Linked DNA regions of Homo sapiens: region 2 is linked to region 1. The links are chromatin loops, found by intact Hi-C in ENCODE. Cell type or tissue: psoas muscle. All regions are shown on one strand. Each heading gives the region's core, and the rest is flanking DNA. Links, peaks and the distances in the headings are about the cores only.

Region 1 (10,379 bases), core at 1,809-9,808:
AATTCTACAGTAATGTGGAAAATGCATAAAATACAATCTTTGGCAATAAAAGGTTATTAATCTGTATAGGTTAAAAATGTGTACAAGAGGCTGGGTGCAGTGGCTTTACAGAAGAATTCCAATTAACAAGTGTAGAAGGAATGAAAATTAGAAAAATGACCATAGATCATGACAGGAATAATTATTATAGAAAAGATCCACAATGGTTATGAAAATGAATAGTCTTAGGTTTACACAGAAACAATATTTACATAGTCTCAAAGTAATTTCCCCTAAATATTTAGCAATTATAAAGAGGAAAACACAAAGTTTGCAGTGCAGAATCCTGGCAGATGCTACCCCAGCCAAGTAATCAAGCTTAACCTCAACAATACTACACAGGCCATCACGCCCTCCCTCCCCACAGCACGAGGCACTAAGAAGTGCACGTGGCTTCTGTGGTGTCCTTCCTGACCATGCATAACCTTAGCTTCATCAGGAAAGAACACTGGACAAACCTACATGGAGGGATGTTCTACAAAACAGCTGACCAGTACTCTTAAAAAATGTCAAAGTTATGAAAGAAAAGACAAGATTGAGGAAATAACATTAAACTACAGAGACAACTAAATGCAGTGTGGAATCCCAGACTGGATCCTGGAACAGAAAAAGGATGCTAGTGAACACCTAGTGAAATCTGTACTTTGGTTAATCTTACCGTGCCAAGGTTACTTTCTTAAGTTTTGATAAATGGTCTATGGTTATAAGTCGGTAATATAAAGGGAAGCCGAAGGAAGAGTACATGGAAACCCTCTAAACTACCTGTGCAACTCTTCTGTAAGTCTAAAACTTACCTGAAAATTGTATACATGAAGAATGTTGAAAGTATTTTGATCTGCAGAAATTTGATCCTTACCTCTCTAAATACCAACACCTTACCATAATGTGATCTCCTCCCCTTTCCCCCTGCAAATAATTTTAAACAAATAAGACCTTGGATAAGAATGCCTTTATTCTTGAGAGAAGCAGTATACTCACCTCTCAAGTTTCTTCTCAATTATGGGTAAATCCGATCCCATGGCTTGCTTGGTGATCTGCAGCATCTCTGCAATGCACTGAAGGGTATCTGCAACCCAAATATAACTGCCTGCCAATTTCTCCATAAACATACTAAAAAAAATAGCAGTTCTAACCCATTTAGCGCTGAATGAAATTTGTCGTCGTATAATTAAATACAAATTTATTTGCTTCGATTTATAGAAAACTGCCACCTGTTCACTAGTCTCCCCCACTTAATTCACAATGTTCTAACATTTTAAAAGAACAAAAGCAAAAGAATGAAATCGGGGAATAAAAGTTTGTTCTAGTTCATGTTTGTTCAAGCACTGTGACAGATGCCAAGGCAACAGCCATGAATGAGACAGGCATGATTCCTACCTGCTACAAATGAAAAGAACATGACATGTGAAGAGCCTTGACACCCATACGATCACTGATGGGGCCAAACTCCCTGAGAATCCCCGCTAAAGATTCCCTTGCCCCAGACTAAATAATACATTCAGATAATTTCCCTGGGTTGCTGGAAACAGAGTTGCTATTTCAAGGTCTCATATTCCAAAGCTATTCCCTGGACCCTCTCTCATTCAGTTGGTTATGATATGAAATGTCCCCAATTCCATTTGGGCTTTTAAGAATAAATAGAAAGTTTTCACTGAATACTTTCATCTCTTCCTCTTTTTACCTTTTCCATCCTCTTCAGGATTACGCATTACAGCTCGCAATGTGTGGAAATAGCCACTCGCTTCTTTGTATCTGTAGTGCAGTCGCATGCAGGAGAACTTTGGCTTACCAAAAAGAGTGGGTTCAGGGCCTAAAATCCCAAATGAATACGTATAAAGTTAAATGTTTCACATAACATTTTCTTCTATTATCTTAAAAAGACCCAACACATTTTTCTTCATAATATAAATGACAGCACACAAAATACAAACTTCTGGTGACCATTTGGTTTGATAAGGCTAGAAGAACTCTTTCAATTTCAATCATTTAAGCTTTCTTGATCCCTGGGGTAATCTTCACAAGGTAAATAATAAAAGGAACACAGTTATTATGATAAGACCATATCTATCACTAACCTATAATGAATAGAAAGGAAGTTCTAAGAAGTAGACAGCTTGGAATATCCCTTTCTGGTTTCTAACAGATGTTATACTGGTCTCCAAATTCCACTGTAAGAAGAGCCGACATTTCTGCCTTAGGATTTCATACCTATTCCCTAGACCTCATCAAAATGCTACTAACAACAAATGGAAAATAATAGTGAAGAAAAGCATTTGTAGGTGAAACTTAAACCAGGTTCTTGCTTAAATAATTTGACCCCCTCTTGGAAACAACAGCATTTGCTTTTGATGACTTGATTAGTATGTTAAAACTTACCTATTTCAATTTTTTCCAGGTTTTCTAGACTTAGTCGTTGATACTGGTTTACTTTATCAACTTCATCATCATAACTAGATAAAAGGAAATGAAGTTAAAAGAGGATTTAAATCAAAAGCATATTTGGCTTGTCAGGGAAGGCATAATAGCTGCAAACTGTTACATACAGTTAACAAAATCTTCCACAGCACATACATTCTGGGGTAAAATGTTAAACATAAGAACTCTGTTAAAAATTAAACAAGAATAACATATATATAGTTCAACAGCTAAGGGAAAATAAGTTTACACATCTAACAGTTAAAAAAAGCAACTACGGCCAGGCGTGGTGGCTCACACCTGTAATCCCAGCACTTTAGGGGGCCGAGGCGGGTGGATCATGAGGTCAGGAGTTCGAGACCAGCCTGACCAACACGGAGAAACCCCGTCTTTACTAAAAATACAAAATTAGCTGGGCGTCGTGGCAGGCGCCTGTAATCCCAGCTACTCAGGAGGCTGAAGCAGGAGAATCACTTGAACCCAGGAGGAGAATCACTTGAACCCGAGAGGCGGAGGTTGCAGTGAGCAGAGATCATGCCATTGCACTCCAGCCTGGGCAAAAAGAGCGAAACTCCATCTCAAAAAAAAAAAAAAAAAAAAAGCAACTACAAGGTTAAAATATTTTAAGTTTTATAAAAACTCATATAAAATGAAAACAAACCTAAAACCTAACTTACAAGGCAAACACATGCGCGCGCGTGTGCACACACACACAGAGCAAGAGACGGAGGGAGGCAGAGATGAAGGGAGGGAGAGAGAGAGAGGAGGGAGAAAGACAGAAAGAGAAACAAACTATGTATTTGGGAACAATACAGCTGTTAAATCTGATATCCAAAATCGAGAATGAAAAATCCATATGATATATGCCAACAGGCATCTGGGCAAATGACTAAAAAACAATAGTTTACACAAAGCCAAAAATAAATTGAATATTTACTTAGTAAATACAAATTAGAACAATTCTGGTAAGGTGTGAGGAAACAGGTGCTTGTATTTTGCTACTAGCACTGTTCATTGAGAGTCTTTCTGGAGATCAATCTGACAACAAACCACAAAAGTCATAATTCATCATACCCTTGTAACCAAAGAAGTGCGCAGGCACATGCACACACACACACACACACACACGTTATTGCATAAAGACAACTGCATCATTGGTAGTAACAAAAAATTGTAAGTAATTTAATACCTAACAGTGAGGAAAAACTTCACTATAGTAATGCAAACAATGATACGTGGTCATTAGTGATAAAAACGTATGGAATACATCAAAACCTGGGAAATATATAGGAAATAACACCAAATGCCAAAAGAATACACTATAACATAAACATACTAATTTAACTGTAAAATCTTGCTTTCAAACCGATAAAGATAAAAGGAAGTTAGAATGACGTAACAGTTATATAAGGTAAAGGGGTTCAATGAAGTTTCATAAAATACATAACAAAACCATATTCTCACATTTTTTTGTTACGAATTCTAAAAAGAAAATTTACTCAAGTTTAAAAAACAAAATCAAAACCTTTAAATCAATAAGCAACTTACTAGGCCACGTAGTAGGCAGAGTTAGAAAGCAGTAACAGCACATCCACGTCTCTGTGAGTAGCATCAATGAGGCTAAACAAATATGACACAGGAGATTAAGTATTTTCATTTCCATCTGCATTTTTTGCCAAGCATATTTCTACAGCAGAGCTACTTAGGACAAAAAATTGGCCAGGGGGAGGGAAAAGAAGAAGGTAATCAATGAGTTCTACTGCAGTTAGATGTAATACAATCTATCCATTTGGACAGTCTTTAAAAAACAAGGAAAAGCAGATGTGGGAAGTGAGGGATGGAGCGTAGAGAAAGGCAGCCAAAGGAGGAAGGAGTCCCTCAGGAAATGGGATAATTTGAGGTGGGGGACTGGTGGTATTGGAGGATGATAGAGAAGCAGTTAAGGGAAGAAGAAAGAAATACGTGAGAGTGAGAAGGGAGAAATCATCTAAACTATCTCACATTATCTAATCTTCAAAATAACACACTATACATTCAGGATATCTTTACATTCATGTGGAAGGCATCTTTTGAAAGACTTTTACATTAATACAGTATTTATGTGCAAAAATGGAACAAGTCCAAGCTACTTTTGCATTTTTGTCATTATAGATTATTTGGCTTTCAATAAACAAACACTTCCTTATTCCATTTTGCCATATTTATACCCATTCTAAAATCAATGATGAAAACAAGAATTAGAATCCAGGTAGTGTTCATGAACCATGAAACCAAAACTACAGTAAAATGTACATCCTTGTAAAATTACCAATAAGAAAATTCTTAAAGTATAAAATCTACAAATAATTAACAACACAGGCAGAATCTGAATTAAGGTGAAACTTTTAGTCTAATATTAATCTAACAATAATAGCCTTTCCAGCAAAAGAGAGATGTTTCTGCATTCTTATGCTGGTCTCCAAATTCCACTGTAAGAAAGCCGACATTTCTCCCTTGGGATTTCATACCTATTCCCTAGACCTTATCAAAATGCTACTAATAACAAGCAGAAAATAATAGTGGAAAAAAAATTTATTAAATCTGCGTAAGAATGAGGTCATTGTTTAACAGGTACTGCAGGGAAGGATTTACCATAATCTTAAACTGCAGTTTTTTACATCAGAGACACCTCGTTGTAGCTTGAGTCCAACAGTCTTAATCTAAAACAACAAATTCACCTCAATTTGCACGTACAATAATATATCAAAAAATACAGCAAATGACATAATGAGATGCCAAGACCGGGAACACACAGATCGATTCTAGGAGCCAAAATCTGAGCATTAACCAATTAACCAATGGGAAAAGGAGACCGATCCAGACAGCTTCATAGAGAATAATACCAAATAACACTGTAAAATGTTAAGTTTTACGCGTTGATACTTACGTGCACTCTGAAAATTGTTGCTTGAGCCAAGCCATAAAAATTACGTCATGACACATTTTAATATGAAATAAATTCTACTACTAATTACAGTGTTACTTTCATCCTAGCTCCTATTTTGGCATTAATATTTACATCAGCCAAACATGATCCCCAGTCAAAAACATTATGTCCTTAACAAAAAGCACTTGGCACGTAACAGGCAGTCGGAAAATGTCAACCCTCCCCCCACCCCCAATTTTACTGAAGTCTTAGCTGCAGTAAATATTTAATTCCCTCCCCACCCACCCTTCCCCTTTAAAAAAAAAAAAAAAAAAAAAAAAAGCACGTTCAATACGAACAAGAAACAAGACAAAAACCCTTTAGGTATTTCCCCACCCCCCACGTCTGCAGCTCTGAAGAAGCTGCTCTATTCGTTTTTGTTTTCCCGCCACTGGGGCAAGCCCTCCTTCCACACTATGAAGACGAAAATTGCCAGCACCACATGAAGCCCGACCACTGCAACAATGGTCGCATAAAAGCCGCTGTCTTCAGGGGACATCAACATCAGACTTTGGAAAAGAAGTAATTTGCAGGAAAAATATAACCCCACAGGAACTTTAACCATAAGCCCTGCAAAAAGGAGAAAAATCTTGAAAGTCATAGCCACAACGCCCTCAGACTTGGGCTCGGCTGCTGCGGCAGTGGCAGCCCGCTGCGCGGTAGGCGGAGGCCTGTGAGAGCGCGGCATCGTCAGTCAGTCCGTCCGTCTGTCCGTCCGTCGATGCCTCGAGGCTCAAACAGCTGCCTGCACCCAACCTCGCGCCTGCAGCGAATGCGGCGAATGCGGCAACTGCGACGCGGCAGTGCCAAGTCACGCCCAGGGGACACGTCTAGCTTCCGGACGCCCACTTCCGTCCTCGGCTGGCGGCCAGTGCGCATGCGCGCTCCATCCTGCGCATCCTACGCCTACCAACGAGGGCACAGACCCCGGCCCGGCGGGGGAGGGGCGCCAGGGTGGCCACTCCCGCGAGAGTTCGCTGGCGCCTTCGCCTTCGTCAGGGACAGTGCCTGCGGCTGGAGGGGGGCGCTGGCGGGCCGGGCGAGGGTACTGCACCGAGCGTCTGGCCCCTAGGCCATCGCATGCCTAAGAGACAGTGGCTGCCGCGTGCCTGGCCACTCCATTACCACTGCTGGACCGGGCAGGCGACCTGAGCGCACGGAAGCAAGTCGAAGCAAGTTGGGAACACCACTTGGCTTAGCGGAGAGGCGAGGCGGGCCCTGCAGGTCCGTGGTTTCCTCTCCAGTCTCAGAGCCTCTTTCCCGCTGTCGATAGAGTCGGGGGTTTCCTGCGATAACGGGCGGGAAAGGACAAGAAAGGCAGAGAGGTCGGCCCTGGCCACGATGGAGTCTGTCTAAGGTAGCCCGGACAGAGCTGCGCTCAGCCTTGCATGGGAGAAGGGCCAGGACAGGCACGGGCGTGCTGGACAGTTCCCGGTTTCTAGTTCTCTGTATCCGGCGACCAATGCCCTAGGCCGCGACCCCGCAGCCAGGCCTACTTCCCTGCTGGGACTGCGCATTTCCAGAATGCTTGCCTGTTTTTCCACCAGATATTTAAACGCAGCTGGGACTGCAGTGAGGTGAGTGAGGTACTGGTCTCTGGTACAGATTTTAAAGGGTGTCATTAATTTTGTCAACAAGACAATTGGTGCAATATTTTTTAAAATCAAAATTAATGCAAAAATATGATAAATATGATGGACAAAGCATCAAACATTTAAGATAGAATACATCCCTGTAGTTGCATAATCGTACCTCACTCACTTGACCCTAATCCCAACCCTGTTCCCAACAAAACTTTATTTACAAATCAACAACCCAATTAAAAACTTGGCAAAGCGTTTGAATACATGTTTTTCCAACTAAGACACAGAAATAGCCAACAAGTACAAAAAAAAAATCCTTAACATCGTTTGTCATCAGGGAAATGCAAATCAAAACCACAATGAGATACCACTTCACACTAAGTAGGATGACTGCATTTAGAAAAAAAGGAAAATAAGTGTTGGCAAAGATTGGAGATATTGGAACCCTCCAAACTGGAATGTACTGAAATACATTGCTGGTGGAAACGTAAAACGGCGTGGCCACTGTAGAAAATAGTTTGGCAGTTTCTCAAAAGTTAAACAGGATTATCAGATAATCTGGCCATTTCCACCCAAAAGAACTATTTAATAGAGACAGGTGTTCAAATGAAAACCTGTACACAAATGTTCATAGCAGCACTACTTACAATGGTTAAAATGTGGAAATAACCCAAATGCCCATCAAGAGAAGAATGAACAAAATGTGGTCTATAATGAAATACTATTCAGCTACAAAAAGGAATGAAGTTCTGACACATGCCACAACATGGATTAACCTGGAAAACATTATGCTAACTGAAAGCAGCCAGTCACAAAAGGCCACGTATTATATTATTCCACTTGAATGAAATGTCTAGAATACGCAAATGCAGAGACGAAGTAGATTAGTGGTTGCTTAGGGATGGTAGTGTGGAGGGTAAGGAAGTGACAGCTAAAAAGTACGGGGCTTCTCTTTGTGGTGATGAAAATGTCCTAAAATTGACCATGGTGATGGCTGCACAACTCTGAATATACTACAAACCACTGAATTATATATTTTAAATAGGTGAATTATATGGTATATGAATTATATGTCTCAATAAAACTGTTTAAACACACACACATATTCCAGGAGTGGATGGTTCAGGCAGGCAGTGAGAGCAAGTCCCCAAGTCTGGGAGCTGAGCCTTCCGCTGCCTGGCTCTCCAGAGACCCGCAACCCCACTTCCACTTCCAGGGCCACCTCTTGTCCTCCACCAGGAGCCTCTGTTCTGGGTCAACATCTCCAGCTGAGCTGATGGACTGTACAGAGGTTCTATAGCAAACTCGGCCCAAGAGCAGGTTTCCAAATCTCTCATCAAGAGAAAGGGGAACAGAGCACCACTAGGAAAATCTTTAAGCCTTGCAGTAAGTGGAAGAAAAATATCGGTGGCAAATTCAAAGAAATCTCAGCAGTATTATTAGCAAGAATCACACCCACAAGACAAAGACATGCCTGTACAAAGAGGAGTTAATAAAGAATTCTGTAATCTAGATGGAAACGCAATAGTTACTTTGAAAACTCAAACAGCACATGACATCCGCTGTCCACCAAGAGTAATCCATAATCCACGGAAGAGGAAAATGTAGGAAGAAGGTAACAGTTCTCTATTTGAAAAAGCATCACCTCTAGAAGAAAAGAAAACACTTGAAAACCATTCTGAGAGCCAGCCCCTGCTCCACCTCCTCCAGCTAGCTCCTCCTGTGCCCCAGCCTAAACCCCTAAACCACCTGGCTCTCCAAAAGGGGCTCACAGTGGAGCCAGCCACAGGGACATTAAGTGCCTTCCATTAGAAAAATACCAAGACTCCTGGTAGGCAGGCCTCATCCTGCTACGCAAGCCAACAAGGAAAACATGACCTGAGAAGCTGTTGGCTCCAAAGTATTGGCTTCACTAGCTCCTACATCCACCTCATCCTGTCCCCAACCTTCAAAGGAACAAGTTTCTAGCAAAACGTTAACCACGGGGACCACCAACAGCAAGGAAAATCTAGCAAGCGGCCAACACCTCAACCATTGTGAGATGCAATCAGTCTGGCGTGGTGAGCTTTAGAGGAGATCTTTCCGGAACAGAGTGGAGAGTCTCAAAATTTAGCAGCCATGCCTGTCTCCAAAGAGCAGACCACACACAAATTCCACAAGTCAGTGACCCTTGTGTCCTGTGTTCTACCTCCTCCTCTTGACAATTAACACGTCATTCCCTCAGACACTCCTGCTGTCCTGGTTAGTGATGGAGCTCCCCTGCCCATCTCTGCCTTAGACCCAAGTCAGCTTCTCTGGACTGAAGAGCCAACAGACAGAACCACTCTGCATCAGACACTGGTTTACACATCAGAGAAGACAACATTTTCACAACCAACAATACATCAGGAAAGACAGCACCTCAGCTAATGATTCCTACATTGATGGGAAGATCTTCAGAATCTTTCAGTGTCCCAAAGGATGAAGATCAAAGGGAATCACTGAGCCAGTGACTCTGACGGGTCTATTTTGGATACCAATGACCACAAGGAAGAAGATAAGGATGGCAGTGGAGGCTCTGGCACGTAACACAGGTAAAGAATACTCTCACAATCACTCTTGGCAACTGACCATCTAAGAAAGAATCAGAGGAAAAAACACTGTTTAGCAACATCTGAGCAAGAGAGTCAGGGAATCCGACAACAAATTGGAAAGTAATTGGGAGACTTAGAGGCCCCCAGTGGAAGCTATCCCAAAACAATAAAGAAGTAGAGGGCTGGGCACAGTGGTTCACACCTGTAATCCCAGCACTTTGGGAGGCCGAAGCGGGTGGATCACGAGGTCAGGAGATCGAGACCATCCTGGCTAACAGGGTGAAACGCCATCTCTATTAAAAATACAAAAAATTAGCCGGGCGTGGTGTCAGGTGCCTATAGTCCCAGCTACTCAGGAGGCTGAGGCAGAAGAATGGCGTGAACCCAGGAGGCGGAACTTGCAGTGAGCCGAGATCGCGCCACTGCACTCCAGCCTGGGCGACAGAGCGAGACGCTGTCCAAAAAAAAACAAAAAAAGTAGAAGAAACAAGAAACAAACATACAACTAAAAGGCAAACTCAGCAGAAAGCTCAGCCTGAGACCCACAGTGGGGCAGCTGCAAGCCCTGGACCAGGTTAGCATCTAAAGGCAAAGCAGCAATAAGGATTAAACAAAATGAACTTAAAGGTTTCATTGTCCATCATGCCATGTGAGACTATCTGGGTCATCTTTAGGGGTAGCCCCATGTGCTGAAAACCTGATAACGCACTGAATGCGTGTGTTTCAGCTTCACTTGTCATGAAGGAGAGTGGGCAGCTGCTTTTTGGGGAAGAACTCCTCAGCTGTACAGCCCAAAGGCAGCAA
Region 2 (10,379 bases), core at 841-8,840, 54 kb after region 1:
TCCCAGTCCAAGTCCGAAGGCCTGAGAACTGGGAGGCTGATGGTTTAAGCCCCAATCTGAGTCCGAAAGCTTGAGAACCAGGAGCTCTGATGTCCAAGAGCAGGAGAAGATGGATGCCCTGGCTCAAACACAGTGAATTCATACTTCCTTTTTGCTTCTGTTCCGGCCCTCAACAGACGGGATGATGCTCACCTACACTGATAAGAATGGGTCTTCTTTACTCGGTCCACCAACTCAAAACGCCAAGTATCTTCTGGAAACACCCTCACACACATGACCAGAAATCATTTTGTACCAGCTTTCTGGGCATCCCTTCCCAGTCAAGTTAACACAAAAAATTAAACATCACTGCCAGATCCGGTGGTGTGTGCCTGCAGTCCCAGCTACTCAGGAGGCTGAGGTAGGAGCATCACTGGAGCTCAGGAGTTTGAGACCAGCCTGGGCAGCATAGTGAGACACTGTCTCAAAAAGTAAATAAATATAAATAAAATTTTTAAAATTAACCGACTCCCTACTCATGACCTTGCCTCTAAGGGGTACTGCAACTACGTATTTCTAGACATGGCTCACCATCCTATTGACATACAGAAAAGATATACATTTAATCCACCAATGCATGTCCAGCAATCATTTTTATTTTTATTAACATTATATAGGGAATATATTAATATATCCCATTTTTTGAAAGTTTAAACATTACAGATAAAACTGAAGTTCTCTTTGACCACTATTCCCCACTCCATGGAAATTCTTTAAACCTAATCCAAACCCTGCTTTCTTAGTTCTCTCACATAAGGAGAACAGGAGAAATGGAAAGTAACCAGTTACCATTCTTGGCACTAGTCCTTTTAATTTTACTTGAGAACTTAAAATGACTTATGTTCACAGCATACAACCATAATTTATTTTGTAGGTTCTATTTTCACCGCTCTTTTGGACACTTTCCAGTTTATCTCTATAAACATTCATGTGAGGAACAAGGGTAAAAAGGAAGAGAAGGTGCATTTACTAATGAGTCTCAGGTGTTTACTTCCTTTAGTATGCTCTAATACTGCACACTACATTCCTGAGGCAAAGATTACCTTTCCTAGGTCCACTGGAACAGTCACAGAGAGGCTGGGAAATGGTGAAACAGAGAGCACCCATCAGCCTGAACACTCACACGGTTGTGCAATTATGACTTGAGGAGCTAGCACAGGAGAATTCATAATTTTTTTCCTTTTCTTTCTCTCCCTTTTAAGAGACAGGATCTCATTATATTGGCCAGGCTGGAGTGCAGTGGCTATTCACAGGCACGACCCCACTACTGATCACAGCGTGGGAGTTCTGACCTGCTCCATTTCTGATCTGGGCCAGTTCACTCCTCCTCAGGCAACCTGGTCGTCTCCCCTCCCAAGAGGCTGCCGTATTTGATGTCAAACTTAGTGCAGACACCCAATCAGCATAGCTCACTCCAGCCCAGAACTCCTGGGCCCAAGTGATCCACCTTAGACCTCTACTAGCTGGGACTACAGGTATGTGCCACCACACTTGACAAGAATTTATAATTATACTGACATACCAACAAATATTAACCCAAAGACAGAGGTGCATACTATATACTCCAAAGTCTTTTGTAGCATAATATTTAAATACAAACATTTCTTGAAGGACTTCTGCAGATTATGCTCAAAACGCCACAGAAGAGTCTATATTTGCACTGGATACATCAGAGGATGGAGACATGTTGGTAAAGAAGGAAAAAGATAATCTGAAAAGGGGAAAAGTCTGCTCGCCTTTCCTTTCTTCTCTGTAACATTGCCAACAGGAATACTCACGTTCCTCTGTCATTTCAAATTGACAGTCTAAACTAAAAAATGTAAACCAAATGACTCGTTGCTTTTTATATATATTTATAGTTGGTTTTAAGGTTATACTTAGATGCATACAAATTTCAAACTATTCTTTCTGGTGACTTGAACATTTTGTTATTTTTGAAATGATTCTCTCTACTTCCTGCCTTAAAGTCTACTTTGATATTAGCACAGTGACACCAGTTTTCGTTAGGCTAATATTCACACAGTTTCTATGCTTTTACTTTCTGTATTCATATCTCTAAGGCATTTGTCTTGAAAGTAAGCATGTAGATGGATTTTATTGTTTTTCTAGTATAAACATCTTTGGTTTTTAATTGAAGCATTAAGTCTACTCATTTGTTATGTAATGTCTGACATATTTAGGAATCAAACTATCATCTTACTATTTGTCCCATTTGTTCCATACATACCTTTTCTTGCCTTCTTTTGGATTAAGTTTTTAAATCATTATTATTCTGCTTTTCTCCTTTATGAGCTTTTTACAATATTTTATTATTCTGTTAGTGGTTACACTGTAGGGGATAACATGAATCCTAATTTACAAAAGCCTAATGTAAATTTGTACTTTTCCAGCTGCTGGACAGTGAAAGGACTTAGAATACCAACTCCTCTAACTCCCCATTGTTACTACTATTGTTGTGTATTTTAATTCTACATTTAAAGTTAAGCCCCATGTATGATGACAAATTCACTTAAATTTACTATTTCCCCTTTCCATTGATCTTCATTTCTTCCTACCCCTCCATGCTCCCATCTGGAATCATTTTCCTTTTGCCTGAAAATCTCTCTAGGTTTTTTTTTTTTTTTTTTTTTTTTTTCTGGAGACAGAGTCTCACTCTGTTGCCCAGGCTGGAGTGCAGTGGCATGATCTCAGCTCACTGCAACCTCTGCCTCCCAGGTCCAAGGAATTCTCCTGCCTCAGCCTCCCAAGTAGCTGGGATTGCAGGCTCCCATCACCACGCCTGGCTAATTTTCATATTTTTAGTAGAGACAGTGTTTTACCATGTTGGACCAGGCTAGTCTTGAACTCCTGACCTCAGGTGATCTGCCAGCCTTGGCCTCCCAAAATCCTGGGATTACAGGTATGAGCCACTGTGCCCAGCCCTCTCTAGTATTTCTTTTAATGCAGAGACTGTTGGTGACAAATTCTCTGTTTTTATTTGTCTCAAAATGTCTTTATTTTTAATTTCTGAAGGTATAAAATTCTGGACAGGCACTTTGACGATGTCATTCCATTGTCTTCTGGCTTCCATTGTTTCTATCAATGCTTAACATGCCTTTGAATTTAATGTGTATTTTTTTCTTTGGCTGCTTTTAGGATATCCTCTTTGTCTTTACTTTTCATCAGTTTTACTATGAGGTAACTGAGTGTGGTTTTCTTTATGTTTTTTCCTTGGATTCAAAGTACTTCTTGAATCTGTGGCTTGTATTTATAGTTGGTTTTAGAAAATTCTTGGCCATTATCTCATCAAATACTGCTGTTGTCAGAAACAGAACCTCTGACTAGTTTTCTTGATCTCGTTTTTAAAGTGTATGAAATATCCGTAAATGACCCTGTGATGGTTAATTTTGTGGGTCAACTTGACTGGGAAGGGATGCCCAGATTGCTAGTAAAACATTATTTCTGAGGGTATTTCCAGAAGAGATTTGCATTTGAATTGGTAAACTGAATAAAGACTGCCCTCACCAATACAGGTGGGCATCATCCAATCCACTGAGGGCCAGAATAGAACAAAAAGGCAGAGGATGGGCTACCTTGCTCTCTAAGCTGGGACATCATCTTCTCCTGCCTGCAGACATCAGTGCTCCTGGTTATCAGGCCCTTGGATTCCAACTGAGACTTACATCACTGACTCCCCTGATTCTCAGTTTTTGGGCTTGGACTGGAACTATACCACCAGCTTTCCTGGTTCTCCAGATTGCAGATGGCAGCCTCCATAATCACATGAGCCAATCCCTTATAATAATTATCTTTAAATAACAGATCTCTGTAAGTAATAATTTCGGTATAGATGTTAAATCTCCGTCTCTCTCTCTCTCTCTCTATATATATATATATAGTATATAGTGTATACAGAGAGATTAATTAGTATTTATATATAGTATATAGTGTATATCTATATAGTATATATATACACTATACACACACACACACACACACACACACACACACACACACACACAGTTTACCCTTGAACAATGCAGGAGTTAGGGGTGCTGACTCCCCATGCACATGCAACTTTTGGCTGGGCACAGTGGCTCACACCCGTAATCCCAGCACTTTGGGAGGCCGAGATAGTTGGATGACCCGAGCTCAGGAGTTAGAAACCAGACTGGGCAACATAGCAAAACCCCATCTCTACAAAAAAAAAAAAAAAATACAAAAATTAGCCAGGTATCATGGCGTGCACCTGTAGTCCCAGCTACTCAAGAGGCTGAAGCATGAGAGTCGCTTGAACCTAGGCAGTCGAGGCTGTAGTGAGCTGAGATCACGCCACTTCACTCCAGCCTGTGTGACAAAGCAAGACCCTGTCTCAAAAACAAAAACAATATCCACATACAACTTTTAACACCCCCAAAACTTAACTATGAAAAGCCTACTACTGATTAGAAGCTTAATAACATAAATAGTTGATTAACACATATTTTGTATGCTGTATTATATACTGTATTCTTACAATAAAGTAAGCTAGGCTGGGCACGGTGGCTCACACCTGTAATCCCAGCACTTTGGGAGGCCAAGGCAAGTGGATCACCTGAGGTCAGGGGTTCGAGACCAGCCTGACCAACATAGTGAAACCCCATCTCTACGAAAAACACAAAAGATTAGCTGGGCGTGGTGGTAGGCACCTGTAATCCCACCTACTCGGGAGGTTGAGGCAGGAGAATCGCTTGAATCCAGGAGGCAGAGGTTGCAGTGAGCTGAGATCGTGCCACTGCACTCCAGTCTGGGCGACAAGAGGGAAACTCTGTCTCAAAAAATAAATAAATAAATGAATAAATAAAGTAAGCTAGAGAAAAGAAAATGTTATTAAGAAAACCACAAGGGGCCAGGCGTGGTGGCTCACACCTGTAATCACAGCACTTTGCGAGGCCAAGACAGGCGGATCAGCTGAGGTCAGGAGTTCAAGACCAGCCAACATGGTGAAACTCCATATCTACTAAAAATACAAAAAATTAGCCAGGCATGGTGGCGCATGCCTGAAATCCCAGCTACTTGGGAGGCTGAGGTAGGAGAATCGCTTGAACCCGGGAGGCGGAGGTTGCAGTGAGCCGAGGTCGCACCACTGCACTCCGGCCTAGGCAACAACAGCGGAACTCCATCTCAAAAAAAAAAAAAAAGAAAACCATAAGGAAGAGAAAATGTATTTACTACTCATTAAGTGGAAGTGGGTCATTATAAAGGTCTTCATCCTTATCTTCATGTTAAGTAAGCTGAGGAAGAGGAAGGATGAGAACGGGTTGGTCTTGAGGTCTCAGGGGTGGCAGAGGCAAAAGAAAATACACTATACATGAACCCACACAGTTTAAACTTGTGTTGTCCAAGGGTCAACTGTGTGTGTTTGTGTGTGTGTGTGTGTGCACACGCCTGTGTATGCAAGCACATGCGCGCGTATACACTATTGGTTCTGGAAAGCCCTAATCGAGATTTTGGTACCAAGCAGCAGGGGTGCTGCTATAACAAACATCTAAAGATGTGGAAGCAGCTTTGGAACCAGGTAATGGGTAGAGGCTGAAAGAGTTTGGAGGTGCATACTATTAGAAAAAGCCTACACTGCCCTGTGTGAACCTTTAAAGGTGATTCTGGTGAGGACTCAGAAAGAAGAGAGATGAGCTGTAGAAAAAGCCTCAATCTTCTCAGAGAATTCCTAAGTAATCCTGAGCAGAATGTCAGTAGAAAACATGAACCGTGAAGAGCATTCTGATGAAGTCTCAGATGAAAATAAGGAACGTGTTATTGGACAATATGGAGATGATCCTGGTTATAAAGTGGCAAAGAACTTGGTTGAAATTTGTGCATGTTCTAGTATTTTGTGGAAGGGAGGACTTAAGAGTGAAATTGGATATTTACCTGAGGCAATTTCTAAGCAAAATGTCAAAGATGAAGTTTGCCTCCTCCTGCCTGATTATAGTAAAATGCGAGAAGAGAGCTATGACTTAAAGACAGAGTTGTTAAGCAAAAATGAAGTAGAACTTAAAGATTTGAAAAGTTCTAGCCAGACTATGGAAATTTTTAAAAAGGCCCGTTCAGGGGAAAACACTACAGGTGTGCCCAAGTCCCTCTGATAAGGAGAGTAATATGGGTGTGAACCATGGACTTAAGCCACTTCAGCAGGAGAACAGCCAGTGTGAGATGAAAGGGAATGAACTGGGAAGGAATGAAGGATGGCTATCAGTCTTCCTGGGTTTTACAGGCCAGGACCATAGAGCTTTTTGGCAGAGAATGTGCACTATTCTTCAAGACAAAGGCAGAACAAGCCCAAAGGTGATTAAGAGATCATCAGGGCTGCTTCCTTGGTTTCAAAAGGGGTAGGCAGGGACTGCATTATTCAACAGGCAAGATGGTCTCTGCCAGATGCCGTGAGGATAGGAACAACCAGCAGGGCCCTAGGGGCACAACCCTTCCTGGGTAGAGCCGTGGAGGCAGGGCCCCCACCTCAGCAGGTCTGGAAGGTAGAACCTCTACCGCAGTGGGCCTGAAGTGCAGAACATGGACTCAGTGAAGATTATTCTCGAGCCTTAAGATCTCAAGGAGTTTGTCTTATAGTTTGGACTTACTAGGGCTCCACTGCCTCTTTCTTCTTTCCTATTTCTCTTTTGAAAATGGAAATGTCTAGCCCAAGTCTGTCCCACCATTGTATTTTCTAAGTACATAACTTGTATGGTTTCACAGGTTTGCAGCTGAAGAGCAATTTGCCTCAGGATGAATCATATCTTGAGTCTCACCCACATCTGAGTTAGATGATATTTAAACGAGACTTCGGATTTTTTACTTTAAGAGTTGATGGTGGAATGAGTTAAGAGTTTAAGAATGTTGGGATTATAATGAATGTATTTTGCATATGAGAAGAGCATACATTTAGGGGGACAGGGCAAAATATTATAAGCTAAATGTTTATGTGCCCACAAATTCATACAGTCACCCCTCAGTAACTGCAGGGGATTGATTCTAGAACCCCCTATAGATACCAAAATCCTCAAATGTTCAAGTCCCTTATGTAAAATGGCATAGTATTAATATTTCCATATACCTATACACATCCTCCTGTATACTTTAAATCATCTCTAGATTACTTATAATACCTAATGCAATATAAATGCTGTTTATAGTTGTTAATATTATTTTTATTGGGTTTTTCTCCTGAATATTGTCCATCTGCAGATGTGGAACCTACAGATAGGGAGGACCGTGACTGTATGTTGAAATCCTAATCCCCCATATTATGGTATTGGGAGGTGGGGCCTTTGGTAGATGATGAGGTTATTAGGGCTACATCATCACAAATGGGATTAGTGCCCTTATAAAAGAGACCCAGGAGAGCTCCCTCACGCCTCCTGCCATGTGAGGACTCAGTGAGAAGAGGCCATCCATGAATAAAAGGCAGCCCCTCACCAGACATCAAATCTTCTGGGGCTTTGATCTTAGGCTGTCCAGCCTCCAGAGCCATCAGAAATACATTTCTGTTGTTTACAAGCCACCCAGTCCATGACATTCTGTTACAGCAGCCCAAACAGACAAAGAACTATTATACACAGTTGACCCTTGAACAACACAAGTTTGAACTGCAAGGGTCCACTTACATGGAGATTTTTTCCAATCAAATGCAGATTGAAAAATACAGTATTCGTGGAACGAGAAACCCACATAAACAGAGAGCCAACTTTTCATATACGGAGGTTCTACGGGGCCAACTTCGAGACTTGAGCATGCATGGATTTTGGTATACGTGGGTGGTCCTGGAACCAATCCCTCCTCTTCATACCAAGGGACAACTGAACTATGATATTAACATGCTAAGAGAAACAAATAATTAGGAAAATATCTTAATAGTTTATTCCAAGGCATATTATGCTCCAATTATGCTCCAATTTTATTTACAAATCTTTGGTATGAATGTAAATTGAGTCCTAAGTGTGCATAAAACCTACTTCATTGGTATCTGCTGCAGAAGCTATTAATTGGCTATTTAGCACTTTTAAGTGAACAGAACGTGAGTCTATAAAGTAGGTTTTATGCACATTTATGCATGAATTTAAATTTCAACTAAAAATATGAATTCACAGTATGTTTAGTGAATTTTTCTGTTTTACATTTAAAGCCATGTCTTAAAAAAAAAAAAAAACTACATTAAGAGAAATGTTTTGTCCCCCCTAATGGAAGTAGAGCACCATATATCCCTGATTATATTTCAGGGAACAACACACATCAAGTAAATGGAAAAACAAGTAATGCTACCACCACGCCAGTGCTGGTTTGTTCAACGTCAGGTACCTAATAGCTAAAAGTACATCACATTAGGCTTCTAATGCTCTCAGTGACTAAAGAGCCAACTATTAATTTGTTCATCTTCCAAACATAGCAGCTATTCCATGTTTCCTGACTGGTTGCTCTGTTCCTTACTAAAGTTTCCTAAGTCTCGGTTTATAGAAAACTGACAATGACTCATAGGGAGAGCATCTAGAGCAAGAGACATTTTTAATAGGCTCTATTTCAAAAGTACCAAATGGTGCAATTAGAAGTATATTCTGCTTAGCCTGTAAAGCTTAAGACTGTAGTTAAATCCCTAAATAAATCTGCCATAAAATGAAATAACCTTGAAATAATCTATTATACTCTAAAAAAATATAAACTCTTGTAACTATAAGAAATAGAAAAGACTTAGAAAACTAGAAAAGTCTAAATTATTAAGTACTGTTGGGCAAAATGATTTTCTATATAAAAATGTATTTTTCAGACAACTACAGCTTATCCCCCTAAAGTACTAAAATGTTTTCCTATATGTTTATTGAAAGCTTCAATACTTTCCTAGCCACTAAACTCCAGCATACTAAAGACAATCAGGATTTTTACTCACAATACAAGTTAATCATCATAAAGATAAATTAATGCTTTGAAAAGTGACATAAAAATGCTTCAAGGCTGGAGGTTATTGGTCCGTACACAAAGGGAATCAAGCCCACGGGCTGTAACAGACCTGCTATCCAAGTCAATTAAATAACCTTCATTTTTTGCTGTCAATGGTTGTTACTGGCCAAGCCTAAGTGAGAACTTAACAAATTTATCGAGAATCTCCTTTCTTAAACACAATTAGCTTTGACAATAATTTGACTGGAATTACTTTTAAATGTTCAGTAAGATAAAAAGTCCAAAAGGTAATACAAAGGAGGAAATAAATACAGAAAGCACCTGTATAGGTGGCCCACACAGTCATTTTTACCTTAATAATCCTCCTTTTCTTATTTTTATTCTTTAAGAGACAGGGTCTCACTAGGTTGCCCAGGCTGGAGTGCAGTGTCTATTCACAGGCATGATCATAGCACACTGTAGCCTCGAGCTCCTGGCCTCAAGCAGTCCTTCTTCCTTCAGCCTCCCAAGTAGCTGGGACTACAGGCACGCGCCACTGCACCCAGCTTTCCTCCCCTCTTTCTGAGGCTAGAAAACAAACCTTTAATATGGCTGCTACTGAAATCACTGAAGAAAACTGGAGTTTAAGAACAAATGGGTTTATGACTAGAAAAAGGAATGAGAGTGGAATAGCATGAGGCACGCTAGCCTGCCTCTCAAGTATCTCTCTGCCTGAAAACATAAATATCTGCCATGCCACTTAGAGATATGCTCAGGAATAAGAAGCATACTTGTGTAACCACACTCTGGGGAGCTCAGAACTGTGGGTCGCATTCATGTGACTTCTTCAAGCATCACTTCTACCCGGGAGGTGGAACCATCTGCACCAAGGAGACGGGCTCAAGACTAGGAACAAGGGAGGTGGGAAATTCTGAAGCACAAAATGTAGCAACAAGCTGAGGGGAGCAAAGAGAGAAGGACGAAGCACTCAGCATCTAGGTACCTGAGGAGAGAAGAAAAGGAACAGGAGAGAAGCAAAAACAAAACCAATGAGAAGATACCGGAGAATGTAATCCTCTCACACCACTTAGCTGCCTGCTTCCAAGACTCAAGTCTGTTAAGAGAATGGGTCAGCTAAATTATAGTTAAAGAATCTTCTAAGGGTTAACCAGGAATCTGGTCACCAATGAAAATCTTACTTCTAGGCCAGGCGTGGTGACTCATGCCTGTAATCCCAGGACTTTGGGAGGCCGAGGCAGGTAGATCACTTGAGGCCAGAAGTTCGAGACCAGCCTGGCCAACATGATGAAACCCTGTCTCTACTAAAAATAAAAAAATTAGCCACCTTAGGGTGAGGCACAAGAATCGCTTAAACCAAGGAGGCAGAGGTTGCAGTGAGCCAAGATTGTGCCACTGCACTCCAGCCTGGGCTACAAGAGCAAGACTCTGTCTCAAAA

The links. A loop is a pair of places that touch in the nucleus more often than their neighbours do. Peaks named below come from ENCODE experiments on the same cell type or tissue, not always from the same donor. Only the 100,000 strongest peaks of a DNase experiment are listed, where the experiment ranks them.
Region 2: a loop joins it to region 1, with 1.8 times the contacts of the local background. A loop is called at or near these places in 23 of 110 quality-filtered maps.

What each region holds. Positions count from the first base shown.
Region 1 is chr10:119,814,541-119,824,919 of GRCh38, reverse strand. It overlaps INPP5F (inositol polyphosphate-5-phosphatase F), which reads right to left. Exons shown (of 20, transcript NM_014937.4): 16 at 4,003-4,074; 17 at 2,416-2,489; 18 at 1,721-1,849; 19 at 1,018-1,105. It overlaps LOC105378513 (a long non-coding RNA gene), which reads left to right and starts at 6,663. Exons shown (of 3, transcript XR_946359.3): 1 at 6,663-6,996; 2 at 10,303-10,379. It also overlaps the pseudogene PHACTR2P1. RefSeq lists a silencer at 9,161-9,323. In psoas muscle, for the core only: no CTCF peak of the experiment used is centred there; a DNase peak (open chromatin) is centred at 6,289; H3K4me3 peaks cover 765 bases.
Region 2 is chr10:119,759,403-119,769,781 of GRCh38, reverse strand. The region is part of intron 2 of INPP5F (inositol polyphosphate-5-phosphatase F); the gene reads right to left. It also overlaps the pseudogene RN7SL846P. Among named protein-coding and RNA genes, the nearest start is that of INPP5F, 39 kb to the right of the region's middle. In psoas muscle, for the core only: no CTCF peak of the experiment used is centred there; no DNase peak of the experiment used is centred there; H3K27ac peaks cover 592 bases.